2 separate regions of the Homo sapiens genome follow, and region 2 is linked to region 1. Evidence: read pairs that join two places in POLR2A ChIA-PET (ENCODE). Cell type or tissue: HepG2. All regions are shown on one strand. Each heading gives the region's core, and the rest is flanking DNA. Links, peaks and the distances in the headings are about the cores only. Region 1 has its middle 59 kb from the start of AKAP12. Region 2 overlaps AKAP12 (A-kinase anchoring protein 12).

The links. ChIA-PET counts read pairs that join two places held together with the same protein. Peaks named below come from ENCODE experiments on the same cell type or tissue, not always from the same donor. Only the 100,000 strongest peaks of a DNase experiment are listed, where the experiment ranks them.
Region 2: POLR2A ChIA-PET joins it to region 1 with 5 read pairs; 3 of 35 experiments call an interaction of 5 or more read pairs at or near these places.

The regions. Positions count from the first base shown.
Region 1 is chr6:151,177,002-151,184,695 of GRCh38, reverse strand. No RefSeq gene overlaps it. Among named protein-coding and RNA genes, the nearest start is that of AKAP12, 59 kb to the left of the region's middle. In HepG2, for the core only: no CTCF peak of the experiment used is centred there; no DNase peak of the experiment used is centred there.
Region 2 is chr6:151,314,049-151,321,742 of GRCh38, reverse strand. All of the region lies in intron 3 of AKAP12 (A-kinase anchoring protein 12), which reads right to left. It also overlaps the pseudogene RN7SKP268. Among named protein-coding and RNA genes, the nearest start is that of ZBTB2, 74 kb to the left of the region's middle. In HepG2, for the core only: no CTCF peak of the experiment used is centred there; a DNase peak (open chromatin) is centred at 3,832.

The DNA.
Region 1 (7,694 bases), core at 1,810-5,809:
CTGAGCCCGGCCTTAATTGGTATATTGTTATTAAAATATAATGTAGTAATAGAAAATCTTAGGTATACTAAGGCCAACAGATCAGGAGATGACTGCCATTGAAAAGACAGTTTGATACTCACAGTTCCCAAGAGAAAGGGGCACATCGTGCCATTGGGGGCCACACAGGGAAATGCCAGGGTTGGTCAGAAGGCTAGAGGTAGGGGGCTGGGGGAGTGGGGGAGTGATGATAGAAACTGTGGGTAGCAAGAGCCTTTATTGTGGTTTCCAAAGGAAGAAACAGATGAGGCAGAGCAGGCAATTTAGGATTGGCCAGTTTAAGTAAATTCTTTTTTTTTTTTTTTTTTGAGACGGAGTCTGGCTCTGTTGGCCAGGCTGGAGTACAGTGGCGTGATCTCAGCTCACTGCAAGCTCTGCCTCCCAGGTTCACGCCATTCTCCTGCCTCAGCCTCCCGAGTAGCTGGGACTACAGTCACCCGCCACCACGCCCGGCTAATTTTTTGTACTTTTAGTAGAGATAGGGTTTCATGTTGTTAGCCAGGATGGTCTCGATCTCCTGACCTCGTGATCCGCCCGCCTTGGTCTCCCAAAGTGCTGGGATTACAGGCGTGAGCCACCGCACCCAGCCCAGTTTGAGTAAACTCTGTGAGCTATGGAGCACATGGGCTGTCCCTAGCTGTCTGGTACCCAGCCCTGGGGTGGTAAGGGCAGGTGGGTGGTGGCCTAGAGTATGAGGGCTCCATAAAGGAGGTGGTTAGGTTTGGGCTCTGGAGTTTTTGGTTTACATTTGAGAAATATGCTTACCACTGAGTTGTTTAGTATCTCTAGGAATTGACCCTTCCAGGGTCAGCAAGGCCCCAGATGTCAAAGCATCAGATTACAGAAAAGAAGACATGGTTAATAGATAAATTCACTAAAAGTTTAGGCCAGGGGCAGTGGTGTGTGCCTGTAGTCCCAGCTACTTGGGAGGCTGAGGCAGCAGAATCCCTTGAGCCTAGGAGCTCGAGGCCAGCCTGGGCAACATAGCAAGAACCCCATCTCTAGATACATACATACGTACATAAAAGTTCAATAACGCTCCTAGGAGATCATGTTTTTACTATTAATATTGCAAAAGGAACAGGAAAACAATGCTGATTTTTCATGATGTCATCACAGATTTTCTAACCAAAATGTATACACTGACTATGCATCAATTTCAGGGAATGAAGCATTCAGGATCCCCAAGCTCCCCACAGAATGATTAATTACTTGGACATGGTTGCCGAGACAAGCTCGGTCAGGGAGACCCTAACCCAGTGGTGCTAGAGGAATTAAAGACACACACACAGAAGTATAAAGGTGTGGAGTGGAAAATCAGGGGTCTCACAGCCTTCAGAGCTGAGAGCCTCGAACAGAGATTTACCCATGTATTTATTGACAGCAAGCCAGTGATAAGCATTGTTTCTATAGATTATAGATTAACTAAAAGAATTCCTTATGGGAAATAAAGGGATGGGCCGAAATAAAGGGATGGGCTCTGGCTAGTTATCTGCAGCAGGAGCACGTCCTTAAGACACAGATCACTCATGCTATTGTTTGGGGTTTAAGAACGCCTTTAAGCAGTTTTCCACCCTGGGTGGGCCAGGTATTCCTTGCCCTCATTCCAGTAAACCCACAACCTTCCAGCATAGGCGTCATGGCCATCATGAACATGTCACAGTGCCGCAGATATTTTGGTTATGGCCAGTTTTGGGGCCAGTTTATGGCCAGATTTTGGGGGGCCTGTTCCCAACACATGGTTACCTTTATTTTATTACAGAAATCTCTGATATCCTTTGCTCTTTCTCTTTTATTCATTAAACAATGTTTCTGGGCACCGAGTATATGCTAGGTAGGTCCTGTTCTGGCTACTAAGACATGGTGAGGAACCACCTGAAGGCCCCTTCATAGCACTTATAATCTGGAGGTGGTGGGGATGGAATATTAAAGTAATTAAACAATTATATAAGATGATTTCATATATTGATAAGTGCTAGGAAATAGAGTGGACAGATGGTAGATGACATAGGATGAGGCTGGTGGGGGCTAGAGGGAATCTCTCTTTTTTCTTAGAGACAGGGTCTCACTTTGCTGCCGAAGCTGGAGGGCAGTGGCATCATCATAGCTCGATGTTGCCTTGAATTCCGAGGCTCAAGCAGTCCTCTTTAGCATCCCAAGTAGTTGGGACTACAGTCACGTGCCACCCTCCCTGGCTAATAAAAAATTTTTTTTTTTGTAGAGACAGGATCTCACCATCTTGCCCAGGCTGGTCTTGAACTCCTAGGTTCAAACAATCCTCCCGTCTTGGCCTCCCAAAGTGCTGGGGGTGGGGGGTGTCTCTAGTGCTGGGGGTGGGGGATGTCTCTAGTGCTGGGGATGGGGGTGTCTCTAGTGCTGGGGGTGGGGAGTGTCTCTATTTTTGGTTAGGTGATCCAGGAACGTAACACGTTGCTTGCCCCTCCTCTTACCTCCCCTCCCTTCCACACACACATTCTGGAGGTAACTTATCTCATACTTAAGGCTTCAAGTGCTTCTGAATCAAAGCTCAAGTGGCCTTTGCCTCTCCACTCTCATCTCCCTGCCCTGGAAGTCAGGAGTTTTTTGCTCTATGTCTATTGTCAGAACAAACAACTCACCAATACCACAGAGATTCTTTCTTCTTCCTTCTGCTCATTTTTGATAAATTCATCTAGCCACTGCTTCCTGTGTGTCTGCTATGAACAGAACAGAACACTGCATTAGGCAATGTGCCTTCCATCCATCCTGACCCTACATGTCTTAGCTTTGCCCAATAAGGCTGGCTACTTGGAGTGTCACTGGCCTTCCCATAGATAACTGACAAGTTGCAGAGCCTTTGTGTAACTGCACCTTTGATTTGTGGGTTCCTTGGTTGCAATTCTTCCTTTTGTTTATTTGCTTGGTTTTGGCTATGCACTGCCATTCCAGTGGGCTGAGCTTTCTGGAAGCCTAGTTTCTCTAGAAGACGGATTTAATTTTCATGATGGCAGGTTTCACTGATTTAGAGTGTTATATAAAAATTAGCAGGCCGGGCGCGGTGGCTCACTCCTGTAATCCCAGCACTTTGGGAGGCCGAGGCAGGTGGATCACCTGAGGTCGGGAGTTTGAGACGAGCCTGGCCAACATGAGACCAGCCCGTCTCTACTAAAAATATAGAAATTAGCTGTGTGTGGTGGCAGGTGCCTGTAATCCCAGCTACTTGGGAAGCTGAGGCAGGAGAATCACTTGAACCCAGGAGGCGGAGGTTACAGTGAGTCCAGATCCTGCCATTGCACTCCAGCCTGGGCGAGAGAGCAAGACTCCGTCTCAAAAAAAAAAAAAAAAAATTATCGGAGTCCATTGTTTTGGACTGAGCTCCTGCAAAAGCCCCCACCAGACCAGACTAAAGATCAAAATGATGTCACTAATGCTGAGGTTCCCAGGCACCAAACTAAAACTGTCAAGCTGATCTTCTGAGAAATCAGGAGAGAGAGATAACTGGCAATCTCCCTCCCAACCAGGCCAGTTTCTGTCTTCGATCGGCATGATAATGAATGCCCCTCTTTTAACCCTTAATCTGAAGTAAACTGATCATACCCAGTCAGTAATTTTTCTATTGTTCTGTCCCCACCTTACAAGGGAAATAACTTTGAAATGACCAATCTGCTTTTTGTTCTTTGTTTCTGCTTTCTTCAGCACTTTTTCTGCCTATAAATCCACCCTTCTCTGCTCAGCTCATCAGAACACTCATTCTATTTTATGGAATGAAGTGTTGCACGATTCTCGAATCGCAAATAAAGCCACTAGAGATCTTTAAACTAAATTTGTTGTAATTTTGTCTTTTGACAAGGATCATAAGGAAGATTTGCTGAGAACTGGCTGCTCACACCATCCAGCTGTAACTACTGCATTTTTTATAAATGTATAAGAAATCCCCAATCCATGCATTTCATTACTGCCCTTTGGACAACAGTGAGTGACATGGGCTGAACTGGGTCCCCCCACCTAATTCACATGTTGAAGTCCTAATCCCCAGTACCTCAGACTGTTACTATAGTTAGAGATAGGGCCTTTGTAGAGGTAATCAAGATTAAATACGGTCCTATGGGTGGGCCCTAATCCAATGTGACTGGTGTCCTTATAAAAAAGAGGAAGTGATACCGGGGACACATGAGCAGAGCAGGGCAGCAAGAGGGAGGCCATCTGCAAGCCAAGGAGAGCGGCCTCAGAGGAAACTTGGAACTCCAGAATTCCAGTCTCCACGATAAATTTCCGTTGTTGATGCCGCTTATTTTGTTATGAGAGTCCAAGCAAACTAGTGCAGCAAAGAAGAAGGGGATCCCCTGGCGGGGCTCATGCCTGTCATCTCAGCACTCTGGGAGGCCGAGGCGGGTGGATCACCTGAGGTCAGGAGTTCGAGACCAGCCTGGTCAACATGATTAAACCACGTCTCTACAAAAAATACAAAAATTAGCCGGGCATGGTGGCTACTCCCACCATGTGGTAATCCTAGCTACTCGGGAGGTTGAGGCAGGAGAATCACTTGAACCCGGGAGGCAGAGGTTAAAGTGAGCCGATATTGCGCCACTTCACTCCAGCTTGGGTGACAGAGTGAGACTCCGGCTCAAAAAAAAAAAAAAAAACGAGAGAGAGAGAGAGAAATAATACAAAGGAAGGTGGTCCCTTGCCAGCACTTGTCTTGCCTACTTGAGTTTTCTCTTCCATTCAGCTCATGTTATTCCACTCATTCTAGACTTTCTTTCTTTGCTTTTTCTCTCCTCTGCCATAACACTCGAATAACATTCCTCCCAGCATCAACTCCCCTTCTCCTGCCAATAGCACCTCACTTTTCCTTTTGGAAAACCACCCTTTTGGAACTCTTAATTCTTGCAGTTTGGATGGGGCTGAGGCTACATTCTTCTGCCCCTATCCACTCCAGGGGTGGGAACATGACCCAGGTCTGCAGAATCAGAGGCACAGGGAGTCAGGTAGGTTGAGGGTTTCTCTGCAGCCCTAAGGAAGAAGGTATTTTCCACCTGGGTTGCTGAGCTGATAGGATGTACATCCACAGCTGCCAGACACCACTCCTTGCCTTATGAAAATGCAATGAACTCAGGAAAGCAGAGCTGAGACCGCATCCTAATGACATCATTTGGTCTCCATCCAGCCTTCCCTGAGCTTACTTCTTGCCTTTTTAATTACATGATTCAACCACCAACCTCCTCCCCACCCACTTTTTTTTTGTTTTTCCAAACAGGGTTGATTTTCCATAACTTGTAGTTAGGAGTCATGACTTGCATACCAAATCGGATTCATTTCTTAACACCCCACTCATACTTCATCTCCCTCATCAAACCTTTAATCATTTACTGCAGCACACAAATTTTATCAGCTCTGAATCTACAAAGAACTTAATGTCTGTGCTACATGGTTTTATTTAATTAAATAAATAAATAAACAAACAAATAAATAAATAAATTTTTGAGACAGGGTCTCACCCTGTCATCCAGGCTGGAGTGCAGTGGCATGATCACGGCTCACTGCAGCCTCGACCTCCTGGGCTCAGGTGATCCTCCCAGCTCAGCCTCCCTGGGACTAAGGCTACACAGTTTTAGAAATTATTCTGCACATGCTGACCGTGAAGCACTTCAGGAAATTGTGAATTGATGAGTCCTGGGTATTAGTTTTCTTCCTTTGTTTCCCCCAGTCACACTGCATCACACAGGCCAACTCAAAACCCCGCGAGCTTTTTCCTGGTCTCTCATGGGTTGATCTCACTGGGTTCTCACAGCCACCCTGGGGAAGGTTAAGTCACTTGCTGAATGAAGGTCACCTGGTAGGATTTGGGGGAGGTGGCGAGTGCTTATAGAACTGTACCTTTTTAATAGTTAGGATTAAACTTGCTTACAATGACAAAAACCCAAAATAACAATGGCTTAAGTTAGATTGAAGTTTACTTCTCTTTCACATAAAAGAATGGAGGTGGGCAGTCCAGGGTAGGAGCTGCACCCCTCAGAGTCAGATCCCCGGGATTCTCCCATGGGTAGTTCTGCCACGAGCGACTTCCACTTCCAAACTCACCTCCTGATTCAAGATGGCTGCCAAGGCTCTAACAGGCAGGGAAGAGGAATGGATTGTCCTTTTCCTTTAAGACTCCCTGTCAGAAACTGCACTTGTCCTTTCTGCTTGCATCCCACTAGACAGAATTTACTTACATGAAACTGCCATAAAGGATTCCATAAGTACAGTCTCTGTTCCACATGGCTACAGTCTTATCTAGTGGAAGGAGGCAGGAGGGTTGTCTTACTGAAGAAGGGAAATGGGCATTGGGGCATCACTAGAAGCTTCTGGTCCTGGTTGCTCAGCCCAATTCCACCCATAGGTTGTTTATTGTTTCATATTTGTGTTCTCTCTCCCAATAGTCTGTGAATTCCTGGCAAGCAAAGGTGGTAGGCAGTTCTCTCTTGCGTTTTCAGCTCCTTGGATTGTGCTTTTTACATTGTATGTTTTTCCTTTTCTTTGGGACTGAGTCTTGCTCTGTCGCCCAGGCTGGAGTGCAATGGCATGATCTTGGCTCACTGCAATCTCCACCTCCCTGGTTCAAGTGATTCTCATGCCTCAGCCTACCGAGTAGCTGGGATTACAGGCGCCTGCCACCATGCCTGACTAATTTTTGTATTTTCAGGTAGAGACAGGGTTTCACCATGTTGGCCAGGCTGGTCTCGAACTCTTGACCTCAGGTGATCCACCTGCCTCGGCCTCCCAGAGTGCTGGGATTATAGGCGTGAGCCGCTGTGCCCAGACTACATTGTATTTTGATGATAATAAATCTATAGGTGTTAAGGAGAGAAGTTGTAAAAGGAAATCAAAAGCTACATGTTACACAGCTTAATTATCCCCCAAAAATACCACCAGTATGAAGCTGGGCTCATGGTCTTGCATTGCTAATTTTTTTCTTGAGATTGGTTCTTGCTATGTTGCCCAGGCTGGACTCAAACTCCTAGGATTAAGGGATCCTCCCACCTCAGCCTCTTTAGTAGCTGGGACTACAGGCGTGCACCACTTCCCCCTTGCTCAGGCTTTGAAATCAGATGATTCAGTTCTAGAATCCTGGCTTTACATCTTAAGAGCTGACTGGTCCTGGAAAAGTGAGTAAAAGCTCTCTGAGATTTGCTTTCTTTATCTGCTAAGATAGGGATAATGGTATCTTCCTTGCATTGTGAGAATTCCAAAGATGATTTATGTAAAATGCTCAGCACATTACAGGTTTCATTTATTCCTTTCTTTGGTCTTCAGTCTGTGATAATGGACTGGGGTTGGTCTATGCCAGGCTGTGTGTCTAATTTAGCAGATCAGAATTACTCAAAGGCATCAGAAATGTGTCTTCTCCTTCTCTGACTTGTACACTTAAGACTTAATCTTTGTCCATCTAAAGCAAAACAAAAAATGATGCCAAATATAATTACAATGTTAATGTAAGAAATATCTAGTTTTGCACACATGGCTGAATAAGTAGCATCTACTGGAAGATTTCCTTTGCAGTGACTTGCAAATAGCAACTGTAACTTAATTACTCAGAAAAATTCCGGGAACAATCCCTTTGCCTTTGTATCTCCCTCTTCTGGAACATCAACAAATAATTCCCTGGGTGACTTTCAGCAAGCTGTTTAGAAAGT
Region 2 (7,694 bases), core at 1,485-5,484, 140 kb before region 1:
GTTAAACATAAATTTATTATATGACCCAGCAATTCTCCTAGACATATAACCAAGAGCAATGGAAATACACACCCACAGAAAAACTTGTCCATCAATGTTCATTACAGCATAATATTCCTAGTAGCCAAAAGTGGAAGCAACCTAAATATCTATCAGCTCATGCAGGGATAAATAAAATTGAGCTTGTTTAATGGAAATGGGTTAGTAATAAAAAGTAATAAGAAATAAAGTACTGAAACATGCCATAACATAGATGAATATTGAAAAAACTTTAAGTGAAAGAAGCTAGTCACCAAAGAGCATACACGGTTTAATTCCATTTATTTGAAATGTCTACAAGAGGCGAATCCATAGACATAAAGTAGTTAGTGGTTACCTAAGACTGGGGGTTTTGGCGGGAGAGGGAGTGACAGCTAACCAGGATGGAGTTTCTTTATGAGGTAATGAAAATGTCCTGGCCAGGTGTGGTGGCTCACACCTATAATCCCAACACTTTGGGAGGCCGAGGCGGGCAGATCACTTGAGGTCAGGAGTTCAAGACCAGCCTGGTCAACATGGTGAAATCCCATCTCTATTAAAAATACAAAATTTAGCCAGACATTGTGGCGCACGCCTGTAATCCCAGCTACTCGGGAGGCTGAGGCATGAGAATCACTTGAACCCAGGAGGTGAAGGTTGCAGTGAGCTGAGATCGCGTCATTGCACTCCAGCCTGGGCAACAGAGCAAGACTCCCTCTCAAAAAAAAAAAAGAAAGAAAGAAAAGAAAATGTCCCACAGTTGATTGTGGGGGTGGTTATACAACTCTGTGAATATAGCAAAAACCACTGAACTGTGTACTTTAAATGGGTCAACTGCATAGTATGTGAATTACAGCTCACAAAAGCTGGTTTGTTTCTTTAAAAAAGAACTTTGTGCTGCTGGTTCTGAAGACTATAGGGAGCCATTGGAGGCTTGAGGCAGGGGATGGTGGCACCGAATTTGACTGTGATTTAGAAAAGGCAACCAGGCTGTGATGACGGGAGGAAGAGACTGAAGCAACAAAACAGATGGATGCAGTAGTGACGAAGGTGAGGGAGGAGTCCAAAGTCACGGTGCCCACAAGATGAAAGATGCAGTGCGAATCTGTGGGATCACCCGAACGGAATGATGTCCATGAAATAAGAATGGCCTGGAACCCTGAGGAAGAGGAATCTGAAAAAGGACCCTGGGAATGGACAGGGATTAGGGGCAATGAGGGAGAAAGTGGCAGCAAAGCCACATGTGGAGAGGATTAAAACATGGAAACAGTGGTCCACAGTGTGACAGCACAAAGTAGTGACACAGGCCGGGCGAGGTGGCTCATGCCTGTAATCCCAGCACTTGGGGAGGCCGAGATGGGAGGATTGCTTGAGGCCAGGAGTGCGAGACCAGCCTGGGCAACACAGCAAGATCCCATCTCTATAAAAAACAAAAACAAAAAACCAAGCAGTGACACAGGAAGAGAACGGGAGAGGCCTCGGAGTGGGCAGTCTGGAGGCGGGACCAGTGGACAGATGGCTGCAATAAAGCAGGCTACTTTCCTCTATTTTTCCTGAAAGGGAGGGGACAGGGACCACTACACTCAGAATTAAAACCAATATTAGGCTCTCCAACTTCCTCCAAGGATGCTTAGGTATTTAACCCAAATATGAGTGTCACGGAATGGAAGAATGGACTTGCACACTAAATTCAACCCTCCCTGGCCTCCTCTCCTCTCATTTTCTCTTTAACCTGGCATCGCCCTTGGAGGAAAAGAAGCCAAAAACCAGTAGGGTCTCTTTTCTTCTTGCTGGAAAAGGACAGATGAAATAGAACAGAGAATCGATGCCACTGTTATTCCTTTAAATGGACCTTGAGCGCGTGTTTGGAGGTTCTAGCAGGGGAGCGCAGCTACTTGTACACCCTTGACCGAAGACCAGTCCTCCTCTATCAGGGATGGTCATCCTCTTCAACCAAGTGTGCAGCTTCGGGAGGGACGCCCATGGAGTGGTGAGGGAGGAAGGGGACACCCGCCTAGCCAGCCCGATCAGCCAAGTCAACCCTGGCAATCAGTGGGGTGACCTCACCTCCTGTTATTCCTTTGAAATGCTCCAAGATAATTTAAAGTTGAGTGAAATACAGCTCCAAATTGGATAACTGTAAAAGAGGAGATATATCTCTATATAGATATATATATCTATATCTATATATATATATCTATATAGAGATATATCTATATCTAGATAGTTATAGATAGTAGATAGATAGATAGATAGATAGATAGATAGATAGATAGATAGACAGACACCTGTCTTTTAGATTCAGGGTGTGTATAGATAGATATCTGTCTGTATCTATCTATCTATACACACCCTGAATCTAAATGACACTGTCAGGTTATCTACAGGATGGGCAGGCTCTCTGCTGCATGCTATGCACATAGATAAATATCAACTAATTGAGTTTTATGGTCCAGTTGAACTGGACATGTTTGTATAGACATGGTTATTGCTATTCAAAATCCAAGATAAATACTCTGAAGAATAGTTCCTCAAAGGAATTGTTATGATACAACAGAAACACTAAAAGAGAATTTTAAAATCACTTTAAAAAGCAACGGGAAAATAAACATTAAAAACTCAAATAATAAAAGTGATGTAGAATAAATATTATTTCTCTCCTTGAGTCCACATATATTTATTTCTTTACCTAGGCAACTCTATGAAATAGACCAAATGAAAAGGTATAGATATATGTAAAAAAATTTCCCAGAAATGAGGTACATGAATTTTTCTTTTCTTTTCTTAGAGACAGGGTCTCACTCTGTCACCCAGGCTACAGTGTAAATGGTGAGATTCATTGTAACCTCAACCTCCTGGGCTCAAGCGATTCTCCTGCCTGAGCCTCTGGAGTAGCTGGAACTACAGGCATGCAACACCACACCTAGATAATTTTTTTATTTTTATTTTTTTGTAGAGACGGGGTCTTGCTGTGTTGCCCAGGCTAGTCTCAAACCCCTGGGCTCAAGTGATCCTCCCACCTTGGCCTCCCAGAGCACTGGAATTACAGGCATGAGCCACTGCATCCAGCCAAGTGTATGAGTTTCTAGACCGAAAGAGCTCAAAGAACCCCGCACATTGAATGGAAACGGATTCACGTGGAGAGTCCTCATTACAAGATATTCAGAAAACTGAAGACCAAAAGGAGTCCATGAGCTACATAAGGGATGAAGACTCGAAACAGCATCAGATTCCAATGGCCAGACATCTATCAAGATAACACTGACAAAGAATCCTAAGGTATTTGAACATACTCAACAGAAATGGACTTGATTAGGGGAATACTTAGGACCAGGATTTTGACAAGCATGAGAAGACATCATACTTTTTGTTCATTGTCCTAGTCCATTTGGGCTGCTATAAAAGCACCATATAAACCAGGTGGCTTATAAACAAGGAACACTTTTATTTTCCACAATCCTGCAGGCTGAAAGTCAGAGATCAGGAGGCCAGTGTGGTTGGGATCTGGTAGTCCTGGATTCTTCTGGACTGCAGACTGCTCCCTGTAACCTCACATGGTGAAAGGGAAGGACACTAATCCCATTCATGAGGGCTCCACCCTCATGACCTAAGTACCTCACAAAGGCTTTCCCTCCAAATACCACATCACCTTAGAGTTAGGATTTCGACATGTACGTTTAGGGGGACACAAACCTTCAGTCCATAATGCTAAGCTTACACGGTGAGGTCACAGGGCTTGGCAGGAGGCTGCTTGAGAGCAAACCTTGGCTCTGCTCCCTGACTATTTGGTTGGACACTATCAATCTGCCACTTTATTTACAGCTAACAGTTATCTGGAAAGCAGGAATTCTCTTGCTCTAATCTCTAGCTACTGCTTTGTGTAAGGCTGTATGCTAATCATCTTGTTGAGTGAAGTACCAGAAGGGTGACTGATCATTCCAGGGTTAGGAATCCATGTCAACATATATTGATGTTTTCTTCACTTTATTTGACTTCAGCTCATTTTGCAACATCCTTGAGGTAAGGGATTCCCTTATACCAGCAGTCACATACTTCAGTATCAATGACTCATGTCCTCCAGTCAATTCTTTCAGTATATAATATTTGGCTTAAAGCAAACTAAGTTGTTCTCATGTTTTAAAGAGTCTGAGAAAGAAATGGTTCTTAAAACTGGGGATACTGAAATTGAAACCCAGTGATGTTTGGCAAGCTTCCATCAAGCACATTCCTGTCTGAAATATATATAAGCCCTGGAGTTTTTCTTTTAATGTGAGACAGGTTATTTTCTCGGGAGATGTTTTGCCTAGAGAAGAAAAGATTAAAGGAAAGACATGATAAATGTTTTCAAATACTTAGAGGGCTGCCATGTGGAAAAAGGAGGTGAGTTTATTCTCTGTAGTTCCACAAGGCAGCCCTGGGAACAGAGAAGAGCAGTTGGAGGGAGGCATATTTTAGCTCCAGAGGAATAAATGGCTTCCTTTTATGGAGAAAACTCCGCAAACCTTCAAGTGGTTAAGCAGAAGAGCCTCCTGCACAGGGGTAGGCTCCTGGTTCAGAGCCTCAAAGCTCCCTTCTACTAACATTTCTCTGTTCCCAAATGTGAATTTCCAGTGGATCACTCATGGAGGCGGTGTTATGAGCTGAACTGTGTCCCCCACAAAATTCACATTTGAAGTCCTAACTCCCAGTACTTGAGAAAGTTACTGCATTTGGAGACAGGGCCTTTAACGAAGTGACTAAGTTAAAATGAGGCCATTAGCCTGGGCCCTAATAAGAACAGGAGTCCTGGCCGGGTGTGGTGGCTCACGCCTGTAATCCCAGCACTTTGAGAGGCCAAGGCGGGCTGATCACTTGAGGTCAGGAGTTCGAGACCATCCTGGCCAACATGGTGAAGAGTAGAACCCCGTCTCTACTAAAAATACAAAAATTAGCCAGGTGTGGTGGTGCAAGCCTGTAATCCCAGCTACTCAGGAGGCTGAGGCAGGAGAATTGCTTGAAACCCAGAGGTGGAGGTTGCAGCGAGCCGAGATCGCGCCACTGCACTCCAGCCTGGGTGACAGAGCGATACCGTGTCTCAAAAAAATTATAAGAACAGGAAATTTGGACACACCAAGAGACCAGGAATGTGCATGTGCACAGAGGAAAGACCATGTGACGATACAGTGAGAAGGCGGCCGTCTGCGAGCAAAAGAGAGAGGCCTCAGGAGGAACCAAACCTGCAACACCAAGATCTCGGACCTCCAGCCTCCAGAACTGTGAGAAAATAAATTTCTGTTGTTTGAACCACCAGTCGAGTATTTTGTCATGACAACCTTAGCAAATTAATACAGGGGGATAATGACCTTATGCCTGCGGTTGGTCTAAATATTGCACGTCCATGTTAAGACACATGAAAGCAACCAGTTCACTCAATTAATTCAATCTAGCACATAGCACTTTTCACCTGAATGACTAATGCATGCACTGGTTAACACTAGAGGTCGGAGGAAAACTACCTGATATCAGGCTATACTGATACTTGAAGTAAAGAGCAATTTGAAAACAATTCGAAGCATGATATGCAGGAATAAATCTTGATTAACAGGCTAAACAGTTGTTGAATTTTAAGCCCAGAGAATATATCTTCAGACATTATCAAAGCATCCTTTTCTATATGATATGGTTTGTCTGTGTCCCCACCCAAATCTCATCTTGACTTGTAGTTCCCATAATCCCCATGTTTAATGGGAGGAACTCAGTGGGAGGAAATTTAATCATGGGGGCAGTTACCCTCATGCTGTTCTCATGATAGTGAGTGAGTTCTCATGAGATCTGGTGGTTTTATAAGGGGTTCTTCCCCCTTTTGCTCGCCACTTCTCCTTCCTGCTGCCATGTGAAGAAGGATGTGTTTGCTTCCCCTTCCGCCATTATTGTTAAGTTTCCTGAGGCCTCCCCGCCCCTGCAGAACTGTGAGTCAATTAAACCTCTTTCCTTTATAAACTACCCAGTCTTGGGCAGTTCTTTATAACAGTGTGAGAATGGACCAATACACTATAATACAGGGACATCATGCTCTAGACTATATCATTGCCTTAATCATGTAAAAGTTACTATAAATTAGGTGACACTGAAATTGTTTTACACTCAAGGTGAGTCAGTCCTTGAGAAAATGCCTAAAAGATTTTCATTCCATAAATAAAACAGCCACTACAGTCTGAATGTTTGTGTCCCTCCCCACAAAAAATTTCATATGTTGAAACCTAATCACCAAGGTGATGATATTAGAGGGTGGGGCCTTTGGGAGGTGATCAGCCTCAGGATGGAGCACTCATGAATGGGATTAGTGCCCTCATATAAGAGGCTTAAGGGTGTTTGTTTGTCCCCTCTGCCCTTCTGCCACATGAGAACACATAGGTGGCACCATCCAGAGAAAGTGGGACCTCACAAGACTCTGATTCTGTTGGTGCCTTGATCTGGGACTTCCCAGCCTCCAGAACTATAAGTAATAAATTTCTGTTGCTTATAAATTACCTGGTCTAAGGTATTTTGTTACAACAGCCTGAACGGACTAAGACACAGCTAAAATAATTGCATGTCTCCATTAGTGGCTTAGTTACAATCAGAGAGCCACTCCTTGTGGACCACCTCAGTCCCTTCAAGGAAAAGGGCCTAAATCTTTTTTTTTTTTTTTCTTGAGACAGAGTCTCACTCTGTTGCCCAGGGTGGAGTGCAATGGTGTGATCTCGGCTCATTGCAACCCTCGCCTACCGGGTTCAAGCGATTCTCCTGCCTCAGCCTCCCGAATAGCTGGGACTACAGCTGCATGCCACCATGCCGGGCTAATTTTTGTATTTTTAGTAGGACGGGGTTTCACTATGTTGCCCAGGCTGGTCTCGAACTCCTGACCTTGTGATCCACCCACCTCAGCCTCCCAAAGTGCTGGGATTACAGGCGTGAGCCACTGTGCCCAGCAGAAAAGGGCCTAATTCTTAGACTGTTACTTGGGCAAGCCTACAGGCTGACTTGCCTGGCTCCTTCTCAAATGGGCCAGAACATGGACCCAATTTGAAAGTGGACTTGAGTGGCCTCCGAACTATAGAGATTTATAGGTAACATCTCCAAGGCTGACTGAAAATCTTTAGGGCAAGCAGCTATGGCATTTACCAACTTCTTTCCCCCATCCCTGGCTATAACCAATCCCTATTACATAGTCCTGACCGCCAGTCATTCAGCAGAACACATATGGGGGGATGAGAGGATGACGTTTAGTGGCCACATTTGTGAAGGGATTTATCTTATTCTTTGACACCAAGAGGATTATGTTTCAAGATATTTTTGAATAAAATTCCCCCCTTGAACTTTTTGTTTAATTAAATTAAAACTTCAAATATAGAAAATGGCTTTTAAGATCAGATTAGAGGCCGGGTGCGGTGGCTCATGCCTGTAATCCCAGCACTTGGGAGGCTGAAGTGGGTGGATGACTTGAGGTTACGAGTTTGAGACCAGCCATGGTCAACATGGCAAAACCCCATCTCTACTAAAATACAAAAATTAGCTGGGCGTGGTGGTGCACGCCTGTAATTCCAGCTACTCAGGAGCCTGAGGCATGAGAATTGCTTGAACCCAGGAGGCAGAGGTTGCAGTGAGCTGAGACTGCACCACTGTACTTCAGCCTGGGAGAGTTCGGAGACTCTGTC